Linked DNA regions of Homo sapiens: regions 2 and 3 are each linked to region 1. Evidence: chromatin loops called from intact Hi-C (ENCODE). Cell type or tissue: PC-3. All regions are shown on one strand.

What was found. Peaks named below come from ENCODE experiments on the same cell type or tissue, not always from the same donor. Only the 100,000 strongest peaks of a DNase experiment are listed, where the experiment ranks them.
Region 2: it touches region 1 in a loop (4-fold over the local background); 2 of 110 quality-filtered maps call a loop at or near these places.
Region 3: it touches region 1 in a loop (2.4-fold over the local background); 5 of 110 quality-filtered maps call a loop at or near these places.

What each region holds. Positions count from the first base shown.
Region 1 is chr9:18,489,066-18,493,065 of GRCh38, forward strand. All of the region lies in intron 1 of ADAMTSL1 (ADAMTS like 1), which reads left to right. Among named protein-coding and RNA genes, the nearest start is that of ADAMTSL1, 17 kb to the left of the region's middle. In PC-3, no CTCF peak of the experiment used is centred here; a DNase peak (open chromatin) is centred at 1,716; H3K4me3 peaks cover 1,441 bases; H3K27ac peaks cover 4,000 bases.
Region 2 is chr9:18,253,227-18,257,226 of GRCh38, forward strand. It overlaps a transcript of ADAMTSL1 not described here. Among named protein-coding and RNA genes, the nearest start is that of ADAMTSL1, 220 kb to the right of the region's middle. In PC-3, a CTCF peak has its summit at 2,025 (motif pointing right); DNase peaks (open chromatin) are centred at 945 and 2,035; H3K27ac peaks cover 2,331 bases.
Region 3 is chr9:18,542,792-18,546,791 of GRCh38, forward strand. All of the region lies in intron 3 of ADAMTSL1 (ADAMTS like 1), which reads left to right. Among named protein-coding and RNA genes, the nearest start is that of MIR3152, 29 kb to the right of the region's middle. In PC-3, no CTCF peak of the experiment used is centred here; DNase peaks (open chromatin) are centred at 900 and 1,890; H3K27ac peaks cover 2,999 bases.

The DNA of each region.
Region 1 (4,000 bases):
TCCCCGCAAGAGATTCTGATACGGTTGGTCTGGGGAGAGACCCAGACATTGGCAATTTTCCCAGGTAATTTGAATGTATAGACAGAGTTGACAATCACTGATCTAATTGAATATTTAAAGGGTTCCAAAAACCTCTTAACTGTTAGTGGATATATCTCTTATATTTGAAGATGCTTTATAAACTCCCTTCCTCCCTGTGAAAATCAAAAACTTAGGAGCCCCTTGTCCCTAAAACAGGGATAATATACTGATTCCAGGAACTCCTGTAGTCAATGTGAATGCACTTTGTAAATTGTTAAGTCTATATGTGAGAGGAAGCATTCTGGTGCCTAATGTGAAGATGATCATCCGATCCTGTTACATAGCATGCACAAAGAGATTCAGAAATCCTCCAGTTACCAGGATGTCGCGTAATCTGAAGTATAATGCACCAGCCACTTCAATGTATACACTTTTCATTCAAAAAATAGGAACCATGAACATGTTAAATCATTTCGTAAAAGATAGAAGAAATTAAAACCTTCCTGAGCCCAATTTGAAGGGACAAAATAAAACATACGCTGAGAACATTCAGTCTTCCACACAGACTAGTCATCTCATCTTTTATTTTCTTTATTTTTCTTTTTCTAGATGGCCATTGTGTGAGATTAAGTATTTGGTCATATTTCCCACTGCTCTTCTCAGATAGCTAAATTTAATTCTTATCCAAATGACCGACTTACCCAACTGTATACCACTTATTTAATTAGACATAAAGAGATACTAAATTCCTCTCATCTGTTGAGGAAATGATGGTAACCTGGCTTTGTCTCCTACCCTTTAACAGAAACCTCATTTCCCCTTTTTTCCTAAAATGCCCATAAACCTTCAGTGCCTCATAGTAGTATTATGAGGATCAAATAAGTACGTGTAAGTACTTTGAAAACTGTAAAACCTTAGTCATCTCGTGCTCAAAAGCCTTCACTGTCTCCAGCTGTCTGGAGTCTACTCAAGGACCAATTCCTCAGCTGGGATCCAAGGCCCTGTCCCAAACCATCATTCCTATCTTATGTTCAGCTGTTTTACTGCATGTGTCCTGGCACACTGAGACCCATGCCACAGAGGAACTGGCCTGGCCAGAGCTGGAAGCAGGCTGGGGTCCCAGTTGTGTATCACATAGAAGACCACTGCAAGAAGAGTCTGAATGGGGGCTCTAGCAGACAGGGGGAACAGAAGGAAGCTACACAGCAGAAGCAGAATAGGTGGCAGAGGCAATTGATTGGAGGGAGGGAGAGGGGGTAGGTGAAGGGGATGAGGAGGAAGACAGAGGAGGCTGGAGAAAGGGGAATTGTTGTATAGCAATGTCTGTATGTTCATCACTATGCTAGGGGGAAAGACTGCTAAAATATTGGGGCCCCAAATAGCGAGCTTGGTTTTGGATGTGCTGAGTTTAAAGTATCAACAAAGCATTCAGGTAAGTGAAACTAGAATCCTGGAGATTGGAAGAGACGTAGATTTGTAAATCACATGCAAGGAGAAGACAACTCAAGTGAGGAAAGTGGATAAGATCAATCGGAGCACAGAGAGAACAGGGGCCTGAGGAAAGAGTCTTGGGGATGACAGCATTTGCTAGTCCAGATGAGTAAGAAAAGGCAGGGGACAAAACAGGGGAGAACTCGCTGCCAAAGAAGCCAGGGGAGCATATTCCGCAGCAAGATGTGAGGGAAAGTCATAGGATGTGGTGAATTACAGGATGCTGATGAATTTCAGAGGAGCCACGTCAGCCAAGCGGTGGGCAGAAGCCAGATTACAAAGCACTAGAGAATTCGGGAGTATTGGGGAAGTGGGTGCAGTGAACATGGGTTAGCCTTTCAAGAAGTTTAGAACTGAAAGGAAGGGAGGCAGGAGACAGGTTAGCCCTCACCACTGACAGAGTGGAGTGTAAAGGCAGGAAAGCACAAAGCAGGAGCTATGTGATAAAAGGGAGCTTGGTTTTAATAAAAAGAAGAGAAAGTGCTTTCGTCTTAATAGCTCAAAGAATGCTGATAGCAGCCGTGTGTGAAATTGATTTCTGAGGCCCAGCACCAGAGACAGAGAGGCTGTGAGGCAAATGGGGTAGTAAACCATGATTTAGCACCTTCACTTTCTCTGCTTATTACAAAACAGGCTTTAAAAAAGATGCCTGTGGTGTGCCTCAGCATTCTTGATATTTTCTGTGGCCAAGATCCATTTTAATATATTCCTGAGGCATTTTGGTAATTCTAACACTGCCTGAGACATTAATCTATTAACTTTTCACATTGCTAAGCATGTTAATGCAATTTAAATATTATTTCTCTTAAACAACATCGATGTGGAAGGAAAAAGAACTCTTCTTGCTGGAAACAAAAAGGTAACAGGCTGAAAATGCTTACACGTTGAAAGCACAATTAAGCTTTATAAACTCTCAAAGTATTTGCTTCTACTCTGCAAGCATTGAGAGCCAGAGATGGCTCACAAAAATCACAAAAAATCATGTCATGTTTCATGTACTGTTAATAATAAACATTTAATAAGTGGTTTTGCAGATGGCTCCTTAACATGATCATTTAATTTATAAATTAGAAGATGGTAGTCCTTCCCATATATACAATATCTGGATTATATTTTTCAGTTTAAAAATGCCAAAAGTATGCAGAATTTAGCCAGCCCCAAAACGTAAATATTTCTGTTGACTGGAAGATAGGAAGAGATGACTGCTATATTTGTCTCTAATCACCATTATTATTTCCCATTTTAATACAAGTAGAGCTGTACTATTTACAGATAATGATGACAAATTATAGTGGCCCGATAAGGACAGGTTCTTTTAGACAGTTATTTTAAATGAGGCACTTATACTACAATCTACTCTGGACAAGATTTTAAAGAAAAAATTGTAGGCTATCATGTTTTTGAAGTAAATACCTATTTAACTAGAGAATGCATGGCTTGATTGATGTAGTTACAACAAAAGCTATACTAAGACAATAGTAACTGACTCTCATTTATTATTGATAAAGGACTTAATATGTAGGAAAGCATTTTAAAAAACTAAGTTACACAGTAGGGAAGCACAATAACAGAGTTTCTGTTTTGATACAAAACAAAGTATGTCATGAAGATTATTGATATAGCACATTATAATACAAACATCACAGGAAGAAAAAAACATCATTCCTTAACACTTGGCTAGGAATTAAGTCAATATAGAAACTGAAAAACATCAAATAAAGCTGACTTTTATCTCAGCATTTGGGAGACTTTTGCTTACAAGTATTTATTGTTTTTCAAAGTATTAAAGAGTAAACTCTTATTAATAAAAAGTACAGAGTATAATTTAGCATTTCTTTTATTATTCAGAAGTCACTTTAGGATCTGCCATAGGTTCTGGATGCAGAAAATTGTATTAGCAAAGAAAGAAAGTCCCAGCAGAGATTCTCTGTTTCAAGAGTTGCTTTGTAACAAAACAATTCTTAGGACTGAAGCTGTAGGACTGCCTCTACTTGGATTTCATTTATTAATTGCACTGCACAACGTTTTTTCATGTATTAGCACTTATATTTAAAAAAATAACTCTATGAGTTACACAGAGCAAATGCTTATGTTCCATTTTACAAATTAGAAAATTGATTTGTAAATGTGCTTAAATGAAATAGACTAATTTAGAATCATAGACATTTTTGTAGCTAGAGGTGTCTCAGAAATTAGCCAAAATTCCTTTTTGTGGAAGTGACTAATCTGAGGCAGAGAGAACTAAGTTGCCTAAAATACCACAGCAGCAAAGTCAGGATATAACAAAAACACCACAGTGGCCAAATCCTGTTGCCTAGACTGTGTCCCTGTTTAGAAGTTTTTGCTATCAATATTATGTATGTACACTCTGAAACATTTTAAAATTAAAAGTGCTCACCAAAAACTCAGCAGAACAGTAAACATCCATTGAACATTAAACTCTGTATCAAGCCCTGTGTTAGATATTAGGGGTTAAGCTGAATATCAC
Region 2 (4,000 bases), 240 kb before region 1:
GGGTATACATAAAGTGGTAGAAGGATGAACATCGGATGTTAACATTGGTTACCTCAGGAAGGAGGGAATGAAAGGGACCCTGGGTGGATGGAGATGACTAATTTCTCCTTTATACATCTTTTGAAGATTTTCTTGGTAACAATGATCATATATTAGTTTAGTGCTAAAAAATAACAAGAAAGTAAAATAATTCTAACTAGTTGTCTAATTTTATCAAAGATAGTGTAAAAAACTAGGCCTATATTTCTTTTCTAAAAATAGAATGAAAACTTCCACTTTCCCCCATTACTATAGGAAGCGTCGCTGATTACTTCCTAAACCCCAAGAACAGAAGCAGCTTACAAAAAATTGTAAGTGACCTGGGTTGTATATCTCTCACTGCTCTGTGGGCAAAGTCAGGGGAAAATGCTTCTTTCTAGAAGTTGTCAAGCTTCCCTGTGGTCTGTCTGGTTGGTTCCTTGTTTCTAGCTGGAACTGCTTTTCAGGTCTTTCATTTTAATCCAATTTGATGCTTTAAAGAAATTCTAGCTAGTAGGAGCAGCCCCATAATTTCCGGAGATCTCCCCTTAAATAACAATTCCACTAGAATCTTAGCTTCACACACACTACTAAAGCTGTAGTTCTTAGGTAGTGGGACGAGGCAAGCACCAGCAGTGATAATGGCATGCTTTTTGATGAGTCTTTGATGATATACAACTTTTCAAGCACATTGCCATCTTCATTCCTTTGGCAACAAATTTACGTGCCAATTCACGTGCTGACCCATCTGTGTGCAACCTGCCACTGTAGACCAGATATCATCGTGTTTGGGAGGCAGCACCTCCTCGAGTGATTAAGAGCCTGAGCTCTGGAGTCAGACTCCCTAGATCTGAATTTTACCTGAGCCACCCTGTAAGCTGTGTGGTCTTAGACTCAATTTCCTCCCCTGTAGGATGGGAGAGCTAATCACGTCCACCTCACTGGTTTGCTATGAGATAAACTCTATAAAACTCTTAACAAGTAGTGTGTTAGTCATCATTATTATTTGAGGGCTAACATTTACGGACGGGTGGCCACGTTTTCTTTTCATAGTATCTTAAACAGCCTCACCTATGGAACTACCGTCAATACTCTTTTTGGTTTTTTTTTTTTTTTTTTTTTTTTTTTTTTTTTTTGAGATGGAATCTCGCTCTGTCCCCCAGGCTGGAGTACAGTGGCGCGATCTCAGCTCACTGCAAGCTCCACCTCCCGGGTTCACGCCGTTCTCCTGCCTCAGCCTCCCACGTAGCTGGGACTACAGGCTCCCGCCACCACGCCCGGCTAACTTTTTTGTATTTTTAGTAAAGACGGGGTTTCACCATGTTAGCCAGGATGGTCTCGATCTCCTGACTTCGTGATCCGCCCGCCTCGGCCTCCCAAAGTGCTGGGATTACAGGCGTGAGCCACCGCGCCTGCCCCCCCGCCCCCCCCAGTACTCTTAAATACACTTTGCAGTAAGGAGAAAGTGTGGGAAGAAGAGAATTGTGAGTGGAGCATTTTACAATCATTTTTAAAATTAAGAACAGTTGGTATGTATAAAGTTATTAGCTATGTGGCAAGAAGGGGAAAATTTTGTCGGCTTTGCTAATTTACTTTGTTAAACTTAAATCTGATACATAAGGAGCTAAATTTATGACATTATCTAGAGCAAGAATTAAATTGGTAATCTTCCCTTGTCTTAGCAATAGAAACCCAATTTTCCAAAGCCAGCTCACCTGCGTTTGATGATCTATAGGTTATATTTTTTCTGTATTTAAAGTGTGACCTTACTGGATTTGCAAATGATATTGCATTTATTTTCATTAAATGTTTGAGTGAAAGTTTCTATATCTGACTTGTCTTCATTTTTCCTCCTAATAAACTTGATATTGTTTGAAATCTTGTTTGGCATTATAATATTAACAAATTCCAGCTTTTGGTGTTTTAGTGTCCTGGCTGTCAAGGGATGAAAGCTGAAGGGTCCCGTGTATTTGCACATTCGTAGGCTGTAACTCCACACAGAAACCACTAGGGGGCGCTGCCGCATTCTTTACCTTGTAGCAGGCGTATAAGCGGCAGGCGTATGAGCGTTTGCTAGCATCTTTAAATCATGTGTGTATGCTCATACTTAGAAAAAAAAAAAGAATGAGGCTTTGATAGTAAAAACAGACGAAACTCTCAGCAGGTTTCACATGTCAGTACTTAATTTCTGCAGAGTCAGAAAGAAGGCTTTGTTTTTTAGGCTGTACTCCTGTGACCAGCTACTTATGTTAACTTCTAGAAAAGCTTTGAGCATTTCTGTGACTCCCCAGTGCATTTAGCATTTCCTATGTAATAAGAAATAGGCCTTTTACATTACAGGATATGTATGAATAAAGGTGTGAAATATGAACCAATCATAAATATAGTGGTTTCCTCTCTAAAGGAAATATCTATGTTTGCAAATCCAGAGACAGGTGAAAATGAGGACTTTGTCTTTTCATATGCTGTTATTAAATCTTATTTATTTGGATGCAATTCATCGTTCTGTCGAAATCCCACTCCTTGCCCACTCCCTCCCACCTCTCTGCCTCTTTCCCTGGTCTCCAGCTGGCCCTTGGTAAGCCTTTCCATCTACCCTCTTTGTCAGAAGACTCAGGGAGTCTTTCTGACTACATAACTGCGAAGCAGAGATTATAATCTGTTTCTAAATCTGATTGTGGTCTTGTTTCTCATATGCAACTGACTTTCGCCCCCATCAAAGAGCCCTGTTTTTGATTTTTCATGTCTGGATGACTACAACATTATCTTTGGCAATCTTCCTTGTTTCCTATTTGAAGATGCTCTTCCAACCGAAAAGCATAATTTCTCTCACTCTTATCATGAGATTCCATTTCTTAAAATGTGACATAATGCTTCTCTGAGCATAGTCTACAAGTCTACATTCTGCACCTTTAAATTGAAGGTCCCCTTCTTACTCAGCTTCCATGACATGAAATCTCATAAATGACCTTGAGGAGGGTTTTATTCATGCTGGATCAAAGGCAAAGGGCATCGTACAGGCTGGGACGTTTGTCTAAGCATGAGAAGTTTGACAAAGATGGAAGACGCTAGGCAGGCAATAGGTTGGTTGCAATAAGAAAGGGCAACTTAGACCCTTGAACTCCTGACAGGGTTTCCAGGAGTTCCTCAAAGGTAGGGTGTAGGTACAGGAAAGAATGCAAAGTACAGTCCAATGAACCCTGAGGTTGGAGGATATAGATGCTTAATGGAGCTTGCAAAAGTCATTGTGAACCTTCTCTGTCTAAAACACTATCCTAGATGTTAGATGATGTTTTGAAAAAGAAATGGGCATAGACATGAATAGAATATGGTTTCTGACATCAAAGGAGTTAACAGCCCATTGGGGAAGACCAAGGAGCCAGTGCTATAGTAGGAGAGGGACAGAGAGGCTTAAGAGCTAATTCTGGAACCTACTAGCCTCAGGAAGTTTTGCTTCTAGCCCAGGATTCATTATTTACATGTGAACCAGATGAGCCAGCGGTGTTGCCCAGCAACCATCGTAATATACAGCCCGGGTGCTCTGATAGTGACATCTCCCTGTCAGCACTGCCTGTTCCTTGGGAATGTTTTCTTTGATTCATTTTCCCAAGAAATTTCATTAAGCCATATTCAAAGTAAAAGAGTTTTAAACCCCCACTGACTTTTACCCCTCTTCTGTGCTTGTACTTTATCTGCCAGAGAAGTCCCAGAGACAGCTGTACCCCTGCCTCAAGCTTACACATTCCATGAGAGTGGTTTTTGTTCATTAAAAATAATTTCCTGATATCTTCAACTTATCTTAAATTCATCCAAAAAATAAGCTTGATTGATGTACAGGTAGAATGTTGGATAGATGATAGGTATGAAATAAGTCAAATATAATAAAATATCAATTACAAAAATTAGATGTCAGGTATGGTGATCATCACAACACAATTCTTTAAATTTTCATATTTGAAATTTTTCATAAAAATGTTTTTTA
Region 3 (4,000 bases), 54 kb after region 1:
AAGTACTGTTTCTGAAAGACTACATTATTTTTTAAAAACTGAAAATTAGATCACTTTGAAATTCCAAAGATCAGCCTTATTCTATGGCATCATGGGTAATTTCTCCTGATTGTTTTGCCAAGTGACAAGTTCCAGGTATTCTGGAAGGAGAATGTTAGACCTCATTTCCGGCAGAACTGCAGGCTTATAATGGCCCTTCCTTTGGACGAACTCTAGAAAAACAGACTTTCTATACAATGCCCAGTTATTAGGCTGGACAGTCAGGTCTCTGGCAACTATCATGGCTTGGCTGTTCTTTGGCCAAATACTTGATTGGAATTGCTGTATATTCTCAGAATTATATCCCAGGGGACAAATCAGTATCCACCAAAAGAAGTCTAACTTACTGTAAAGCCAAGATGAATGTAGGATGGTGACTAAACTCATTATAGGACATTGTGGTTTGTGTGTTTCTCCTTTTTGGAGTTGAGAAGAACTGCTGTTGCTAGAACAAAAGGATGTTCTTTAGGCAACACATCTGCAAAAAATCCTAATTTCTCTGATTTGACCCACAGCTTTTTTTTTTAATGCTAAAATTAGATAACAAAGGGAAACAATGTTTCTGAAAAGAGAAATGATGAGTGACTTTGATTGTTTCTCTGAGGGCAGAGCCCCTATCCACCCTGTGATAACATCAAGGCTAAATAAGCTTTCAGTATCTTGCAAATAAATTAATCTCTAAATGCAATTGTACAGCATGCCATGTGGACAACTGGAGGTTGACTTTGGTTCAAAACACATCATTTCTTTTTCGCTAGTTAAACACTGAACATTCAGAGTAATGGTTGAAAATATTTGCAGCAATTACTCTGGGAAAAAAAATCCTCATATTTTATGACTAACTGTTTTATCATTTGTGGCATAAAGAAATAAACATTTTTTTAATGATTCACAGATTCCTTCATTTGATGGATCTGGTGGCTATAGATCTCCCTGCAGTGCTTGCTGCCAGGCAGCTGGCCAAGTTCACTGGGTGCCCCCCAGCCCCAGTAAGTTAGGCCTTCTGCTTTTCCTCTCCTCTCGGCCTTCTTCTGACTGTGGCACACATTTCTTTTTTAATGCTTTTTCTGACATGTCTTTATTTTACTCCTCCTTATTCTCTCTCCTATCCCTTCTCCTTAATGTGTTCTCAATTTCTTATCCTCTGCTTCAACTCTGACTCTCTCGGGAGGGTTCTGGTATGAACACTCGTCAGTGGAAAGAATACAGGCTTGGGGGCTCTGTTACTTACTAACTTTGTGGTTTGGGGCAAGCTCTTCAACTTCTCGTAGCCTCAGTTTCCTCAATCTTGAAGTGGAAATAATAGTAATGCTCAGTTATAGTATTCCTTTATAGAAATCAGTGCAACAATGGAAATACATGGGAAATAACAAATTTTAGTTCTTTCTTCCACATTGCCTTGGTAAAAGCTAAGTGAGTGACACTCTTACAAGAAACAGGGCCCAGTGAAACCACAGCCCACAGTATCACATCAGCATTAAACATTTCCTTCCAGAAAAGTTATATTCCTTGGCTAAGGACAATTTCACTCTTGTTCATAACTCAAGGTGATATAATAAAAAACTCCAAATTGTTAGGGAACATATGAAAGGGAATATATTAGTAAAACTGATTTCTGTTTGATGGCATCTTTCTAGTATACTTAAAGGGCCATAGGAGATATTGTCCCCTAAATTGATCACAGTTTTTTTTTTCAGCCAGCATCATCCCATGGAGACCACGAGAGCGGGGTTTAGCAATAGTTGTAAATGACCATTGAGTGATATGAGCTGGCATTCCTGGCCTGAAGAGTCACACCTTCCAGCTCACTTGGGTGATGCTGACTGACAAGCAATCACCTATATTATTGTCTTGTGGATTGATGGCTAATGCCAAGCATCTACTTTCCTTGACTCAGTATGAATAGGAATGCCTACTTGGCCAACCCGTAATTTCCCTCAATATTGCCATGATCAGTTGTTATATTGAGACCCACTCAGCTAGAGCTAACTCCTATTATTAATGACAGAGTGATGACTAAATGCATGTATGAAGAAAAGAAAAATCATTCAACAGCTCAACTTTCAACTGATGAAGAGAATTAAGAATGAGACCATCATTTCCACAGGGTTGAAAATTATTAGATTGAGAAAAGCTGATATGAGTCCCCTCTCCTGGCTAGCTCCACGAGCTTAGGCAGACAGCTTTCATCTCTTTCTGCCACAATCCCCGTTATTGAAAATGACAGATAAAGACTGATTACATACCTCAGAGAGAACCTGGCAAAGTTATAGACTCATAGAATGTTAGAATTAGAGAAGAATTAGTATATTTGGGTTGTCTGCCCTGTGCCAGGCATGGTACCTTATGACCTTTTGCCCCAAACTCATTCAATTCTCACCACTACCTTGAAAATTGGGCATTACCTTAATTATACAGATAAGGAAATTGGAACATTTAAAGACATGAAATGCCTTATTTAGGCTATACAGCTAAGGAGTGGTCCTGTCAGGTTTGTAAATGCCGAAGCACATGCTCATTTCACCATAACACCAGGAGCTATATGGGTGATCTGGACTAATTCTCATTTAGTAAACAGCAAAACTGAGATCCAAAAAGTTTAAGGCTCAAGCATTTTTACAACATATGCTTTTTTTTTTAAGAAAAGAGATATTCAAACAAGTCTATTATAGCAATTATAATTCTTCAAGGCTAGAAGTATATGAACTGCTGAGAATTTTTAATGTGCAAATTAAATACAGCAGAAAAAGCAAATCCAAGAATCCTTGCTGAAAACATCTCTAATTCCCTCTCCTTTGAGCGTCTCTGCCTGTCAAGAGGATATAAATTTATTAAGTCAATACTCCTCAGAATTTACTTTCTCAAGTCCTAGTTTCTGAATTTCATAAAAAGGATGCTGGCCTCTAGTGAACCAGATAGAAGCTTGAAGCAGGGATTTGAGAATAATTTAGAAAGAAATTACTACTGCAGTTCATCCCTTGGCAAGGCCCTACGGAATGAAACCAAATAAGCTGCCATGCCTAGGTTGCTAACGTGCAAATACTTGCATGTGTTCAGCCTGGTTTCTGTAAGCCTAGAAACGATAAGCAGCATCAAATCTTCTCATTAACACCAAGATGTGCTGAAACTCAAGCAGCATGAACTTGTAGGTTTTTCCCTCCAAGACATCACTTTGTGCTGGGTACTATAAGCAAGGGCCATTATTTAATTAGTTAACAAGTTTTTGTACTATCATTCTAGCAGTCTTGTCCTTCTTATGTTTTCCTTTGCATTTTAAACATTCTCTTTCTTTTAAGAGGAAATTGTGAAACTTAAAGAGGTTATCTTTGAGGTTTGGCTATATTTTTCTTTATAATCTTGCTATGAGCAGTAACTACATATGGCTGTTGGAGAGTGTTTAGTTTGGGTTTCAACTCAGTTGAGAGTTTTGAGTGAAATATGGTCATCACAGTGGGAAGGCTAAAGAGGCATTATTATTTTCATTATTATTGGTTTTTTTAGAGACAGGATCTTGCCTGTCCCCCAGGCTGGGGTGCACGGGTACAATCACAGCTCACTATAACCTCAAACTCCTGGACTCAAGTGATCTTCTCATTAAAAAGCATTATTAGATTCCTTTTCCTTTGAATCTTCACTGAGTAAATATACTTTATAGCTCTTTAACACCCGTATCCAACAACATACCAACATCCCTTTCCCAAGCAGCATATTCATTACCAAAAAAACTTATTCCTTCCCCAAATAGAAATTTTTAAAAGAAAGATATCACTGTTTTACAATGTGTAATTTATACCTTTTTATTTTTTCTCCCATTAAAATATGACTAGGATTTATTTACTTTGAATTGTTATAGATATTGGAAGTAATTTAGACAAAACTGTCAATTCTTATAGAACAGTATTTTGAAAAAACTATTTTTAAGCTACTTTTTATATTTGACTTCGTGACTGGGCAATGAAGA